Regions from separate parts of the Homo sapiens genome. Here all the other regions are linked to region 2. A link is a contact called in ENCODE Hi-C or POLR2A ChIA-PET data. All regions are on one chromosome and are shown on one strand. Each heading gives the region's core, a stretch centred on a gene start or an enhancer-like site at or near the end of the contact. The rest is flanking DNA. Distances are from core to core; before and after follow the strand shown. Region 1 has its middle 170 kb from the start of AFF2. Region 2 has its middle 120 kb from the start of AFF2. Region 3 has its middle 84 kb from the start of AFF2.

Evidence for each region. Hi-C counts contacts between places; a loop is a spot of excess contacts on that map. ChIA-PET counts read pairs that join two places held with the same protein, here RNA polymerase II (POLR2A). Pooled maps may share reads with other maps.
Region 1: a map of naive thymus-derived CD4-positive, alpha-beta T cell shows a loop between it and region 2 (5-fold over the local background). The contact joins two enhancer-like sites. A Hi-C loop is called at or near these places in 4 of 168 maps with a recorded cell type or tissue (CD4-positive, alpha-beta memory T cell, CD8-positive, alpha-beta T cell and naive thymus-derived CD4-positive, alpha-beta T cell) and 7 of 50 pooled maps. POLR2A ChIA-PET finds 5 or more read pairs at or near these places in 1 of 52 experiments (naive thymus-derived CD8-positive, alpha-beta T cell).
Region 3: a map of B cell shows a loop between it and region 2 (5-fold over the local background). The contact joins two enhancer-like sites. A Hi-C loop is called at or near these places in 1 of 168 maps with a recorded cell type or tissue (B cell) and 7 of 50 pooled maps. POLR2A ChIA-PET finds 5 or more read pairs at or near these places in 3 of 52 experiments (H1, HEK293 and activated T-cell).

Annotation. Positions count from the first base shown.
Region 1 is chrX:148,332,758-148,337,150 of GRCh38, forward strand. No RefSeq gene overlaps it. Among named protein-coding and RNA genes, the nearest start is that of AFF2, 170 kb to the right of the region's middle. Within about 2 kb of position 1,359, at least 2 of the 41 ENCODE cell types and tissues checked have a DNase peak (open chromatin) inside an H3K27ac peak, as active enhancers do; they include CD8-positive, alpha-beta T cell, where a contact is called at or near this core.
Region 2 is chrX:148,378,756-148,383,539 of GRCh38, forward strand. No RefSeq gene overlaps it. Among named protein-coding and RNA genes, the nearest start is that of AFF2, 120 kb to the right of the region's middle. RefSeq lists an enhancer at 2,707-2,796. Within about 2 kb of position 2,041, at least 8 of the 41 ENCODE cell types and tissues checked have a DNase peak (open chromatin) inside an H3K27ac peak, as active enhancers do; they include CD8-positive, alpha-beta T cell, where a contact is called at or near this core.
Region 3 is chrX:148,414,634-148,419,166 of GRCh38, forward strand. No RefSeq gene overlaps it. Among named protein-coding and RNA genes, the nearest start is that of AFF2, 84 kb to the right of the region's middle. Within about 2 kb of position 1,623, at least 2 of the 41 ENCODE cell types and tissues checked have a DNase peak (open chromatin) inside an H3K27ac peak, as active enhancers do.

The sequences.
Region 1 (4,393 bases), core at 109-2,608, 47 kb before region 2:
TGTACTTTATAGGGATGAATTTTATGTTATGTGAATTACCTCTCAATAAAGTTATAAAATAAAGAGGAAAGCCTGGCCAACAGGGCCTCTAGAGCTTTACTTCAAGTAATAAATTGTGAAAACTCAGCATGTGATACATGTGACAGGCCCACTCTTTAGGAAAAAACATGGAGCACACTGAGAGGTGGGAGAGTGAGTGAAAGAAAGAGGATGAGTAAGTGTTTCATCTCCCCCACCCACCCCATAAGGGTGGACTTTGTGGGGAAATGGAGGTTTGACAAAAATATTCCAACCAGATTTTTGGGGAAGTTGCCAACAGAGCAGATATATGCCATCTTCACTGTCTGAGACTCTGGAAGACCACCTTTAAGAGTGTCCCTCACCAATAAGGAGTGATCATAACAGAGGAGGAATGGATACAAAGAGAAGGCCACTTCTTCCATAGCTCCTACCTGGCATAGAGGGATCCAGAAGTCTTTACATGCTCCCAGTGAGGGACATGGAAGGTAGCTGAATGTTGAGAGCCAAGATGACTCCATGGCAGAGGCTACAGGTGGCCAGCCTAATCCAGGGCTGGTAGAATCATGTGGCTGAGACACAGAGGGCCTCAAGGGCAGTCATAGGATAAGGCAGGGCCTACTAGACAGGATGGAGAGCAACATCATGCCTGGATTGAGATGACAGGACAAGCGGTATTTCATTAGCCCTGTACCTCATTGTTGGTTGCCAGGAAGGTGGAGTATCTGAGGACATTACTATAGAGGCCATGAGCATTCTCACAAGGATCTCCTTGCCAACCTCTGTTGCTATCTTGGGAACAAAGGATGTAGGGATGGGTGGTGAAACTCTGGAACACTCAGCATTTACCTAAAGGGACTAAGTTAACCTAGAAGAGACTATTTTTGATGGAAGGAGACTGCATACCCACTAATTAGAAGATTTTAAGATACTCCTCATCACCATTATTTATTGGAATAGGGACTTCAGATAGAGATAAGAACACTTATCAGAGTTTCTTGACCAATCATTGACACTCTGGGTAAGATAATCCTTTGTTATGCAGGATTGTCCTGGGCATTGCAAGATGTTTAGCAGCATCTAAGCCTTCTACCCATTAGATGCCAGTAGTCACTCTACCCTCCATTCTGGAAGTCACAAAAACCTCTCCCTTCAAGAGTAAAATTGCCCCCAGCCAAGAAACATTTCATTTTATGCATTCTATACACATCTGAGGACAGAGGGCTCATTTTTCCACCCCTCTCTCTACCTACATGTTCTAGCTCAGGACTCAAATATCCTACATGATGTGAGACAAGCAAACTTCCTCTCCTGTGTGACTTCTTCCTCCTGTTGAACAATGCAAAGAGCCTGAAGGCCATGCCCTTTCCTGCATAATACATGCCCTTCTTTGTATTCAGCTTTGTTTCTTATACTAAAATTACATCCTGTTTCTTTGCTCTCAGAGCCCCACAGGCTGTGTCTCAAGCTTCCTGTGTTCTGATATGATTGTATTACCTGTTCTGAGATGTGCTTTCTGCCACTAGTGTGATTTTAATTCATCCTTCCAGGTTTCCTTTGCCCTCCTGCATTTTTCCCCCTCCTACACTGCCTCCCATAGCGGCTACTCTTACCTCAGCACTCCTCTTTATTTCTTCTTTTTTGAGTTGGGTCCATCTCTCTTGGCTCTACTCAGCCCTTTTAATCTTGGTTTATTTTCCAATGGATTCTGGGAGGTGCCCATCCCCTACCTGCTCCACCTCCACCCTGCTGACCTCCTCTGTAGAATCTGATGAGCCATTGCTACTGAATGAGGAAAGGCTTAACCTTCCTTTCCCCACCCCATATTCCTTTCCCTGGCCCCTCTTTTTCCTCCATAGCTTCTGTCTCTGTTTTTATTCTTTGTTTCTTGTCCACCGCAAGGTAAAATTCAGCCTCTTCCTTATGTTCCCCATCTCACCCTTGCCCACATTTGTGACATGTCTGTGGTCTTCCCTTTGTCATGTGAAGAACGGCAGTGGGATAGAGAGCCTAGTGAAGAGGATGCACGCAGTGCCGGGAGTCAGTCATTCAGACAGGGACATAGGTCTTGGAACTTATACATTTCTCAGCTGTGTAAAATATGGGTAATAAGAGTACCTAATCCATAGGGGCACTGAAGGATTCAATGAGTTTGCAGTGTACAACGTTTAGTACATTCTAAACTGTATGCCCTGATATCTAGTGGATATGCAGTGAATGTTTGTCAAATGGCTAAAATTTTGCATGATATGCAGCCCAAGGCCTGGCACATAGTGAATGCTCAAAGTAAAAATGTTCTTCACCTGAACTGAATCAAACTCTCTTTTCGATATTAGATTTGATGGTCCGGACCTCAAAGCCAAACCTTACTTTCTTCATAAGTCACAGTCTTTTCTTCTTCAGGTTGTAACTTCTCCTATGTCTATAATTTGATTCCTCAAGAAAGCAAAGATGCTACCTTAACCTACTACACAGAATCCTTCCCAAACTATTCTTACTGACTCTTCTCCTAGTGTACCCTACAAAGTAAACTCATTATTTTTCTGCTGATTTGAAGCTTATATCAAACTTTACGGGAATTTAATCACGACAAATTTGTCCCTAGGGTACATTGCCAATTGGATTAGTAATCAGGATCCCCTGCACATAATCTCTGTGCAGCTTTTGAAGCAGATCCACATGCCAAATCTTCCCTTGGAGGACTCTCCCTGCTCTCCTCCTCCTCAATGTGGAAAAAATTTCTTATCTTTTCTTCTTTGTCAGCTTCTCTTCTGCCTGTATCTCTCATGGAGGGCTAAGGAGAGATGCCACTGACGTTAACTGCCTCCTTTTTACCTCCTCCTTGCTCCCCATTATTTTATACCTCTGTCCTCCACCCTGCTGCCATTCTTCAGACTTTTTTCTTTTCCCTCTGATTATTAAACTGAATTTAATCCTGCTGGATAAATTGAGCGGGTGGTATTAGATCCGTTGCCAGATGAGGAAAGTCAGAGTGGCACATTACCACCATTGTTCAAGTGATAGAATAGCACAGCACTGCTGGAATCCAGATTAGACATGAAGGTCCCGCCTCTGAGCCTGTGGATTTTTCACTTTGTCAAAACCATATTGACTTCAAACAGAGTGTCAGTGGACATTACCAATCTCTACAAAATCTAAGATATGTTGTGTTTTTATCGTTAAAGGTTGTTACCCATAATGAAGAAAGGATTCATATTAGTCTAATACTTCTATAGAGCAGTGTTCAAAATCATTAGTGTTTTATCTCCATATTTGTCATTTGTTATTTCAAAAATTATTTATGTACATAAACAGGAAACAGTAACTACAATTTTATAGCACTTCAAATTTACAAAGTCATTTTATAACCCATTGTTTCATTTGCATCCTCAAAACAATCTTGCAAAGAGTGCATTGTTAACCCTATTTTACAGATCTTGAAACTGAGGCTCAGAAAACTTCAATAATTTAATGCAAGACACTCAGTTAGGAAATGACAGAACCTTGAGTTGGAAACTTTTCTTCCTGATTTCAAAGCTCATGCCCTTTCAGTTTGAGCATTTTACTTCACACATGAAGGGGCTGTGCTTCTAAAACCCATTTAGCTTAGTTTATGAATATTTATTGTCAAGAGTAGAAATGCGTCAAATTTACAGACAAACAATGTAAGACAAATCAGTAATATTATGTTTAGCTATTGATGTGAGATGATGCCACTTGCAGAAATAAAATTCTTTACAGGCAATAGATCTTTTTCATGACTAGGCTTTGCTAGATCTTATAATTTTGTAAATAGCACCAAAATAAAGGAGTTGGGTTTATTAGGGTAATTAAACAAGTTGATTTAGTCCCCAGTTGAGCACAGTGGGCCAAGGCTCGCCTGACTGCTCACTCACAGTGCACTAAAGGCCTGTGACAGCGTATGGGGAAAACAAACTGGGCTTTGCAGACCTGCATGTGAGGCACCTGCATTTTCAGCATTGGGGGCTTGATCAGGATTTCCATAATGAAGTTAGAAGACAGGAAGATCTGAGACTAGATTATACAGCTCGTTGAAAATTCAAACTCTGTTTCTATGAATTATTAGAATAGGTTTAATCCCCAAGTTAAAAGGTTACATGCCTGAATTCATTTTGTATAGGGAGATGAAGTTCCCTTTCAGTTTTGAGTTTGTGGATGGACCAGATGGCACGTACCTGCCCAGAAGGCCAGGTGGCACAATGAGGGGGTAGATGCTTATGTACACGTTTCTGGATAGAGGTTTTGTAACTTCCATGAGTTTCACAAAGAGGGCAGGGATTGGTTAGCCACTGATAAAGAGGGCAGTTGATGCATTGGGAGTGAGTAAGCACACCTGGAGGGAGTGGGAATAGAG
Region 2 (4,784 bases), core at 791-3,290:
CCACTTCTATTTTTTTTTAAAAAAAGAAAAGGGTACATGTATCCAAACTGTCCTTCCAGCGCCATCTGTTACCTCCCAGAGGGGAAAGTATCTCTGAGCTGGTGGAGAAGTAAAGGAAGGTGCAAGCTTGGAACCTGATCAGAGCCCCATTGGGAATAGCATTGGAGGTTGTTGGGAAGTGGAAGGGGAAGTCCTTCCTGACCCAGCCTAATATGGAGGAGGCTCAGAGTGAGAGGAAGGAGGACCCACCAGGGCAGAAGGACTCATTGCTCCTGCCTTCCCCTGGAGAGGTGTTGAGAAGACAGCATCTACAGGGTCAAAGTCTAAAGCAGAAATTGGCTCCTCTTTCAACTGTTTAAGAGATGCCACACAGACTCTGCAGGAGTCCCGGAGTTTTGGATCCTGGTTTAATTTTATAAAAGCCAGCACATATGGGATCTCAATGCATTTATTAGAAATTTTCTGCAATACAATTTCAATTGTAAATAGTGTTATAACTCAAAGACCCCATTCCTAGGCTGTGTCTCTTTGTCCCCCTGGGGATTCCAAAGCCAAGCAACATTACAGAGAAACATCAGCTTCTTTTTCTTTAGATTATCCAATTCAAATTCATCTCAATTACTCAGGATGCATCCTAGGGAGAAATCTTTTGGTATGCCTGCAGTGTTTTCCGTGGTAGACCTGGTGTCCTATGATTAAGTAGCCTGGTGAGGGATGGAACCCTTGGCTCTGACAAACCCCTCTTCTTCCCACCCAACCCAGACCCTCAGAAACCTGGTGAGAACCAGGCAAGACAAGGAGGACAGAGGGAAGGGAGCTGACTGAGGGAGCTTGAGAGACTCTAGCTCTCAAATTTTCTGGCCACAGCCCTCAAAATCTAATAGGTTGTAGATTTTGCACCAGCTCTAAGTAGAACCTACTGTATATTTACATTCATTGGCACTGACTCTATCAAGAGATAACATGATGGACTAGACAAACCAAAAAAGTAAAGTGGTGATCTGGTCTAGTGAGTAAGGCCTTCTCCCAGGAATTGTGAAGGGTCAGGCTCACATGCAACAAAGACCATCAAAGGAAGTACATTTTCACTTAGACAAATGACAAAACAGATTTCCAGTTTCCAGACCCCATAAAGAAGACAAAAATTGAGGAAAGTACTGAGAAATTTCAAAGTCTGAGACAAAAGGGAACTCCAGGTTGCTGACTACTTTTTAGCCAGCTCACGAACAGGGGACAATTTTTCAGCTCAATACCAGAAAGCTGAGCCAGATTCACTCCAGCTACCCAAACAAAATACCAGATGGGTAAATAGGAATCACTCCCATTGGCCAAACAGAAACTGAAACCAGGGTTCCAAGAGCTGATTAATTAAACACCAGGACTCCTGAAGAGTCAAAACAGACTGAAAAGGAAGAAGGTGAAGGGAAAAAAAGGAAAGCAAAGGGAAGATAGAAGATGAATGAAAGGGAACGGGGACACACTCAGAGTCTGGATCTGATTCACCAAGGCGCTAACACTGAAACAGTGGTCCAGAGTGCCAGCTTTTGTTCATGTCTGGTCAGACACCTCCATCCTCTGGGCAATCTCACTCACTCTCCTGGGACCTAAAAGGAGAGCCTCACCTGGGGTGCCACAAAATGTTACCAGCATCATGGATTCTTGTGATTGCCCAGGATAGAAACCAAAAGAGATAACCAAACATAGCAGCAAAGGAAAGTTTATTCCGCTTGTGCACAGGGGAGTCAGCACCAAGAAGGGAAAAGAAATGGGTTGCTTATCGAGGGTAGTCTGTGAGTTAGGTTTACAGGAGTTTTCTACAGGAAAGTATTACATTCGAGCATGTATAGGAGTAGGAGGGATTTTTCTAGTGCTTGTGCATTGGCTCAACATGCTTTTTCATACATCATATGTAGAATTAGCATTTTACATCTCCACCTCTGGGCATGATTTTTAACATTAAAATAAGGAAGGGGTAACTGTAGTTCGAAGTTTAACTCTAACTGCACATGCAGGGCCCTGGGGAAGTCCCTAGCCCCCGAAGCAGGAATTTGTGGTTAACAGCTTCTTGGGTCTTTTATTACTGATTGGTTGAGAGTTAGGTAAGCTACAGCTTGAGTAAGGAACTTGCATTCTTTTACTCCAGACCATATTAAAACAGGGAACCAACCAGCCTGCCTGTCTCATAGCTAGTTTGCTTTAATCTGTTCCCAGCTTACCTTCCTTTTCTCAGATGAAATGAGACTCATGTTAACCAAAATGCCATCCTACCTTTTGTCTTTTGACTAGACACATTGTAGAGGTTTGGATTTGTTAACCTGGAATGGGAAAGGCTGAGAGGGGAAATGATCCTGGGTATGCTAATGAGCAGAAAGAAAACAAGGATGGCACGGATACCTCTCTCTCCCCCTTCTATGTGTGTCCTCTACCTGTTGTACATTCGTATGAGATAGGTATTAATATAACCTACACTTCGTAGGTGACGAAACAGTCTCAGAGAGTGAAAGGGACTTGACCAAAGTCACAGAGCCAGTGAGTGACAGGGTCAGGGAGAGAAGCCACGTCTGCATGACTCAAAGCTTATGTCTCTAATTACCCTACATACTACCCCGCCGCCTTTGCAAGTTATAAATAGGTCATGCTGGCTTTACTCATTAAGTCCTGGGTTGCTAAAGTGAAAGAAAAACTTCCTTCCCAGTATGCCTTGTACACATCCTGAAACTGAAAGAAAGCACTTTAGAACAAATTAAAGGCAGTTGTCTTCTGTGTCTTAGGGAACAAAAATACTAATTGTATTTTTAACCTCAAATTGTAGAGCCTGAAAAGACTGGCTTGAGAAGGAGCCTAGGTCATTCCCTGGACACCTAGAGGTCTAGAGGGCATAATAGAGGTCCACAAGTTTTTCTCAATGTGAAACAAACAATAATCCTCCCAACCAGACAGAGAATTTACATACGCTCCCTTTCAGACCGGGCAGGCAGACAAAGTCACAAGTGCTTTGACTTTGGGCTAAGGATTCTGTCAGGTCCATCAATCCTTTAACCTCACCTTCACAGCCATGATAGCTAACCCTGACTGAACACTTTCTGTATGCCAGCCACTGTTCCACTTCCTTTACTCCTCATAACAACCCTGAGGTTATGACTAGTATCACCTCTATTTTGCAGAAACTTGAGGGCATCTCATGCTGACAAGAAACTAATTGGGAGTTACCCAATCCTTTCAATTAATTCTTTAAAAGGGAAAATTTATTTAATTACTCCCTCATAAATGCAGGTGGTAAAGAAGGCTATTCAAATAAATAAATGCTGTTTGATATAGCAAAATATTTCAAAATGTGTAGTCCCCAGTGAGGAGAGTTCTTTATAAAGGTGGCCTTGATGATGGGAAGCTTTGGGCTGTCGATTGGCTTAGATCATATAATGAGTGATAATCTTACTGGGCTCTCAGAGAATTCCAGGAAGTCTAATGTAAACCCTAACCTTTGGGGGCCCGTCTCAGGAAGATCAGTGACCATTCTTGCTCAAATTCATCACTAGAGTCTCTGGGCTGGGTCATCGGAATGACCCATTTCATATGTAAAGTCTTTGAACACAAGAAATCAGTCATCTTGTAACACTAAGATAACACAAAAACCCAAAAACATGCAAAAAGGGACACACGTGTATGATAAATCTGTGGCTTGGGCCCCATTTATACTCTAAAATACATCACTCTTGCCTTCTGTTCTACTTATTGTCACTGGCTGCACTTTGCTAGAATGGTCAGATCCATTGGGGGTAAAAATCCCAAGCATAGCAACAGTGTCCAAGCAGAAGCAGCAGTCAAATGTTTTTAACTATCAGAGGGAAGGCCTGTGTACCAATAATCAACTCAGAAGCCAAATCAAAGTGGGTTCCACTGTAGCAGAAATGATGTGGAGTAGAACTAGCAAGGAAGGGCAAGCAGTCCCCATCTTTTAGAATTTTGCACCAGATCCATGGAAATCTCAGTCCAGCAAAATGCATCTCAGCCAGCTAGAAGAAAACCGCTGGCTGAAAGTTTAGTGGCAGAAAATGTGACCTGATTTTCTTCAGAAATAACAATGATGGTCATTGAGTGATAACTAACTACACCCCAGATACTATTCTAAGTGTATGTTATCTCATTTGATTTTCTAGAGGGATACACAGCAACCCCATTTTGCATGGAGGGCAAAAACCTCTTCTGTGTACCTCACTGGAATATGTGTTTTCAGGAAGATAGGGAAAACATGGATGGCCTGCACCTTGACAAATGTAATTGCCATGTAAATCTTATGTGCTTACTTTTCCTAATACCAGGGAGTGGTTACCTGGAGCCCTGGTGTCTTTGGAAGGACCAGATACCCCATAGCTTTTCTGCAGAAGCAGGTGAGTCAGGGGCACTTGCATACTCCTGTGAAACTCGATTCCTATGGCAACAAACAGAAACAGAAGCAGCTCCCATGCTGTGCAAAAGAACAATGGGAAGACAGCAAACTAGAAAGGGAAAATCAGACAAGATATGGAATTGCAAGAATTGTCGGTTAAGCTCAGCTTGAGTGGCTAATGCTGATACCCAATAAACTGCTGATGTTGATAATGTACTGTCTCTCTCAGTGATAGGGAGTGTTTACATTGCATGAGAGAGAGCTCTTGCCTTGTTGAAGCATGTGTTTGTGACACCATTTAACAGTCAAATAATATACTCCTTCCTGACAAGGGGCTTTTCAGTGCTCTCACATCTGGGCACTGAGAAGGAGCTTTCCAATTAATCCCAGAAACTTC
Region 3 (4,533 bases), core at 373-2,872, 35 kb after region 2:
ACCTTGGCAGGCTGAGGTGGGAGGATCGCTTGAGCTCAGGAGTTTGAGACCAACCTAGTCAACATAGCAAGACCCCATCTCTACAAAAAATGTAAAAATTAGCCAAGTGTAATGGTGCATGCCTGTAGTTCCAGCTACTTGGGAGGTTGAGGTAGGAAGATTGCTTGAGCCCAGGAGGTTGGGGCTGTAGTGAACCATGATTGGGTCACTGCATTCCAGCCTGGGCAACAGAGTGAGACCGTCTCTCAGGAAAAAAAAAAAAACATATATTTGCTTGGCAAATACAACTTCAAGACAAGTTTTCTAACCCATTCTTCCAACCAGTTTGCAATCCTCAAGTCTCTGCTCTATAGAAATGAATAAGAAGAAATGCTGGAGCTCTGCATAAGATAGTCATTTCTCAAAATGAAGCTGGGACAGGCTGCTTTGTGACTGGAAGGTACTGTAGGGGAATCTGCTCGAGAGACTGTAGAGGGAGTTTCTAGTTTCAATAGAAGTTCAGACTAATATGATCTTCTAGGTGCATTTAATTATAAATTCTTAAATTCCAAGCTTTGCAATAAGGTTGAACCCCAAAGAGCTACCAAAGATACCTTTAACTCATTCGGGTTTTAACTATATATGCATGTCAGCATATAGTTAAAACATGGGTGTACATATATACATATGCAAACATGCACATACATATATACAGTATATATGTATGTATATATGAAGTATATAGATATTCTGTATACATGTATGTATATATACTGTTTATGTATGTATGTGTATGTTTGTGCTGAATATGTATGTGTGTGTTTGCATATGTATATATGTACAATTCACTGAGATCTCAGTTTTACAATATTACAACTATTAAAATAGTTATCTATAACACTGTATTTCTCCCCAAATATTAATTATCAGGAAACTTAGTTACAGCAGTAGCCGTTTGTAAAAAGATATCCCCAAATAAGTTCTGAAGGCAAATTATCTTTCTTTTCTGCAATATTCCATAAATTAAGGCTAATGATTTTAGAGCAATTATCTGGGACAAACCATGGACTTTTAGAGAAAAGGAATTCATATGGATTCTATCTCACTTTGGAGTGTTCACTTGCGCATTTGTGAGTTACCTTCATCAAATGTCTACTGTTCTGACCATTTTAGAAACATAAAAGATGGAGTTCAAAGGTTCAAACTGAAGAAAATGGAGAAAATTGACAATAATACATAAAGCAGCTGTGTTTAAAATAAATCTTCAAATATTCTCTACCTCACCACTGGCACAGCTGTAGGGGAAACTGCTGTAAATGAGCATGTTTTACATTTGGACAGTATAATGAATTTTCCCATAATACTTAAGCAATTAGCTAAGCGTTAGTGTTTTGCATAGAATTTTGTCCTTGTTATAATAATTTCTTACATGTTTATATCACTTTAGAGTTTGTAGTGTTCTTTGATGTATATCCTTTTGCTTCAACAAGTTACCCAACAGTTCCTCTGTGCTAGGCATTTGACACGTTCTACAGTCTAGCTCATTTAGCCTTCACAAGAGCTTCATACAGAAGGGCCTATGATCTCAGCTTGTGGATGAGCAGCCTGAGGCTTGGATTGAGTCAGTACCTTGTGCCTGCTGATGCACCTTCAAATTAGAATATGGAGCCTGGCTTCTACCTCAGATCCAAGTTCCCTGGAGCCCAAGCTCTTTGCCATCATCCCTTGCGGCTTCTGAACTTTGCCTTCCCTTTCTTCTTGTTTCACTTCCACCTCTTACTTATGTGTGGTCTCATACTGTTTAAAACCTTTATTGGTAGTTACTATGGGGAAGTAGTTATATAAGATAGAGCTGCTAAACAATGACAGTCATAACAATAACAATAATAACACTAGTTGCTAATATTTATTGAGCTAAACCGACTGTGTCTGGCACTGACTAGGGGCTTTTGATTCCTTATCTCCTTGAATCCCCACACATGTATCATGTGTTGCATTTAAAACTTACTCAGTCCTGGGAAGCTGGCAAAACTAGCATCCATATCTATGGTTCTTTGAGGCTAAGAGACATGTCTAAGGTCACACTGCTAGTAGGATGAATACCAGAACCTAGGTTATCTCTCCTCCCATCAGATACCCTTACTCTCTACTGCACCTTACAAATACTAGTGATTGACTACTATATACCCCCAGATGACACTATTTACGTTTGTTTTACCAATTTATTTCCACAGCAGGCACTAATACTGCAATAAAATTAGTGATTGTGTCCCTCTTTAGTGCTCTTCTATTCAAATTACTTTATGCCCCAAGGATAGAAAAGTGATGGCCTCTCTGTGCATCTGTGTCTCTTTTTCATTTCATCTTATTCCTGACAAAAAATTGAACCTCTGATGTGGACAGATAAGATTCTGACTCAGTGAGCTGCAAGGCAGGAGTGACTCAGTAGGATAAATGTGTTCTCATGGAAGTCTAGAAAAGCGATCTTAGGGAAGAAAAGAGCATGTACTAAGAAAATTACATTTGCCTCCAAGATGAGTCATGGTGTCAACACCTCATCGGAACTAGTCCATTTTGTCCTAAGTTCTGGGAAGCAGTTAGCTACTTTGCTTCCCTTGTCTATAAGGAAGTATGATATAATGGCAAGAAGGTAGGAGGCCAGAAAATTGGATTCTAAACTGATCTCGACCACTAACTAGCTGTGGGACCGCTTCCCTTCTCTAAGCCTAAGTATCCTCATGGGCAAAAGGAGAATGTCACATTAACTCATCTATAAATGCCTTTTTACTTGAAAAATAATGATAACTAAGTTTTGCAGAGGGCCTCATGAACCACTTCTATGAGCCTTATTGCATTTACTCATCATTACATGCTTGCAAGGGAACCATTTGTCTTTCTTCATTTTACAGATGAGAGAAAGACCAGGACTCAAGAGCCTAAGTGACTGATCCAAGGTCATACGGCTAGAAGTGGTGGAGCCAGGAATCAAACTCATATATCTTTGATCCTGAACTTCATCTTCTTTTCACTACCCCACATCTACATTTGCTTACTCTATGTGTTAAACACTTGTCTGTATCTTATTGATTGACATGACAGTCTCAACAGTTGATTTAGTTGTGTGTATAGATTCTTTTCCTAAATGGCCACATATTACCTTAATTTGATGACTTCCAACTAAAGAAACGTGATAAATTGTAAGGAAGAATAATCTTTTATGACAGGGGTAATGGAGAAAGTAAATAGTTTCTTGAATAAATAAAACTTATTAATATGCCATTGTATTTAGGGCTTAAACTTACTCAGAAACCAATAAATCACCAAAATAATGCATCCTTCTGAAAGGCCATCCAAGACCTGCTTCTCAACCATTCACAACATCTCTATCCACACACAAGTCTGAGACGGAGACTTTGGGTGATATGTAGCCGATCAACTACACCTTGTGGCTGAGCCCTGGGGGAAGTAGACCTAACTAGAAAAACACCCAGATGGACTTTTGGCTGGGTTTCAGTAGGGGCATTCCATCTTCTCAGAAGCAGAAAACTGATAAGTCATCCTTTTTATTACTCAATGTGGTCTATGGCTTTAAATGATCCTGTTTAGTTTCTGACTCAATAAGCCTGAACCGATCTCCTAGAAGGCAAGCTCTGTGCCATGTGGGAAATAAGAAGAATGAATAAAGATGGATGGTTCTTATTCATAAGGAGCTTCCATACCAGTGGGGGAGACAAGTAAATCATAATTACTAATCCACACAGGATGCAGTAAATGAATAGGAACAGTAGATGGGCTATGGAAGCTCAGAGCATAGAATAAAATAAATCTGACTTGGTAGGGGCAGGGAATGGAACTGATGATCAAATGATCAAGCAAGGCTTCACAGAGGAAGTGGCACTTGAGCTGTGACTTAAGGAAGGGTATGATTGCAAGAGATGGAGAACTGAAGAAACAGCATCCCAGGCTGAGAGAGCAGCGTGTGGAAAGTCACAAAGGCATGAATTTTTATACTGACATTTAGATTGTCTTGAATTCCATGCTTTATTCTGTAGGCATTAAGGAGGCGTTGCACATTTTGGGGTAGGAGATAGATGTGATCTGTCTTGAGGTTAAGTAAGAAAAAGTAGGTGGTGGTATGGAAGGATGGATGGTGGGGAGAGAGGAGATACAGGATAAATTGGAGGTAATCATGAGGTTATGAAATGATGATAAGATATTGAGAGCCTGAATGGTGGTGATAATGGAAATGAAGACATGAATGCAATTTTTTTTGTGTTTCCACACCGAAGAGGGAGAACCTGATCAGTTGGATACGGAGATGATGAAGAAAGACGTGACCATCTGATCTTCAATAAAGCTGACAAAAACAGGCAATGGGAAAAAAGACTCCCTATTCAATAAATGGTGCTGGTATAACTGGCTAACCGTATGCAGAAGATTGAAGCTGGACCCCTTCCTTACACCAAAAAGTCAACTCAAGCTAGATTAAATACTTAAATATAAACCCCAAAATTATAAAATTCCCTGGAAGACAAACTAGGAAATACCATCCTG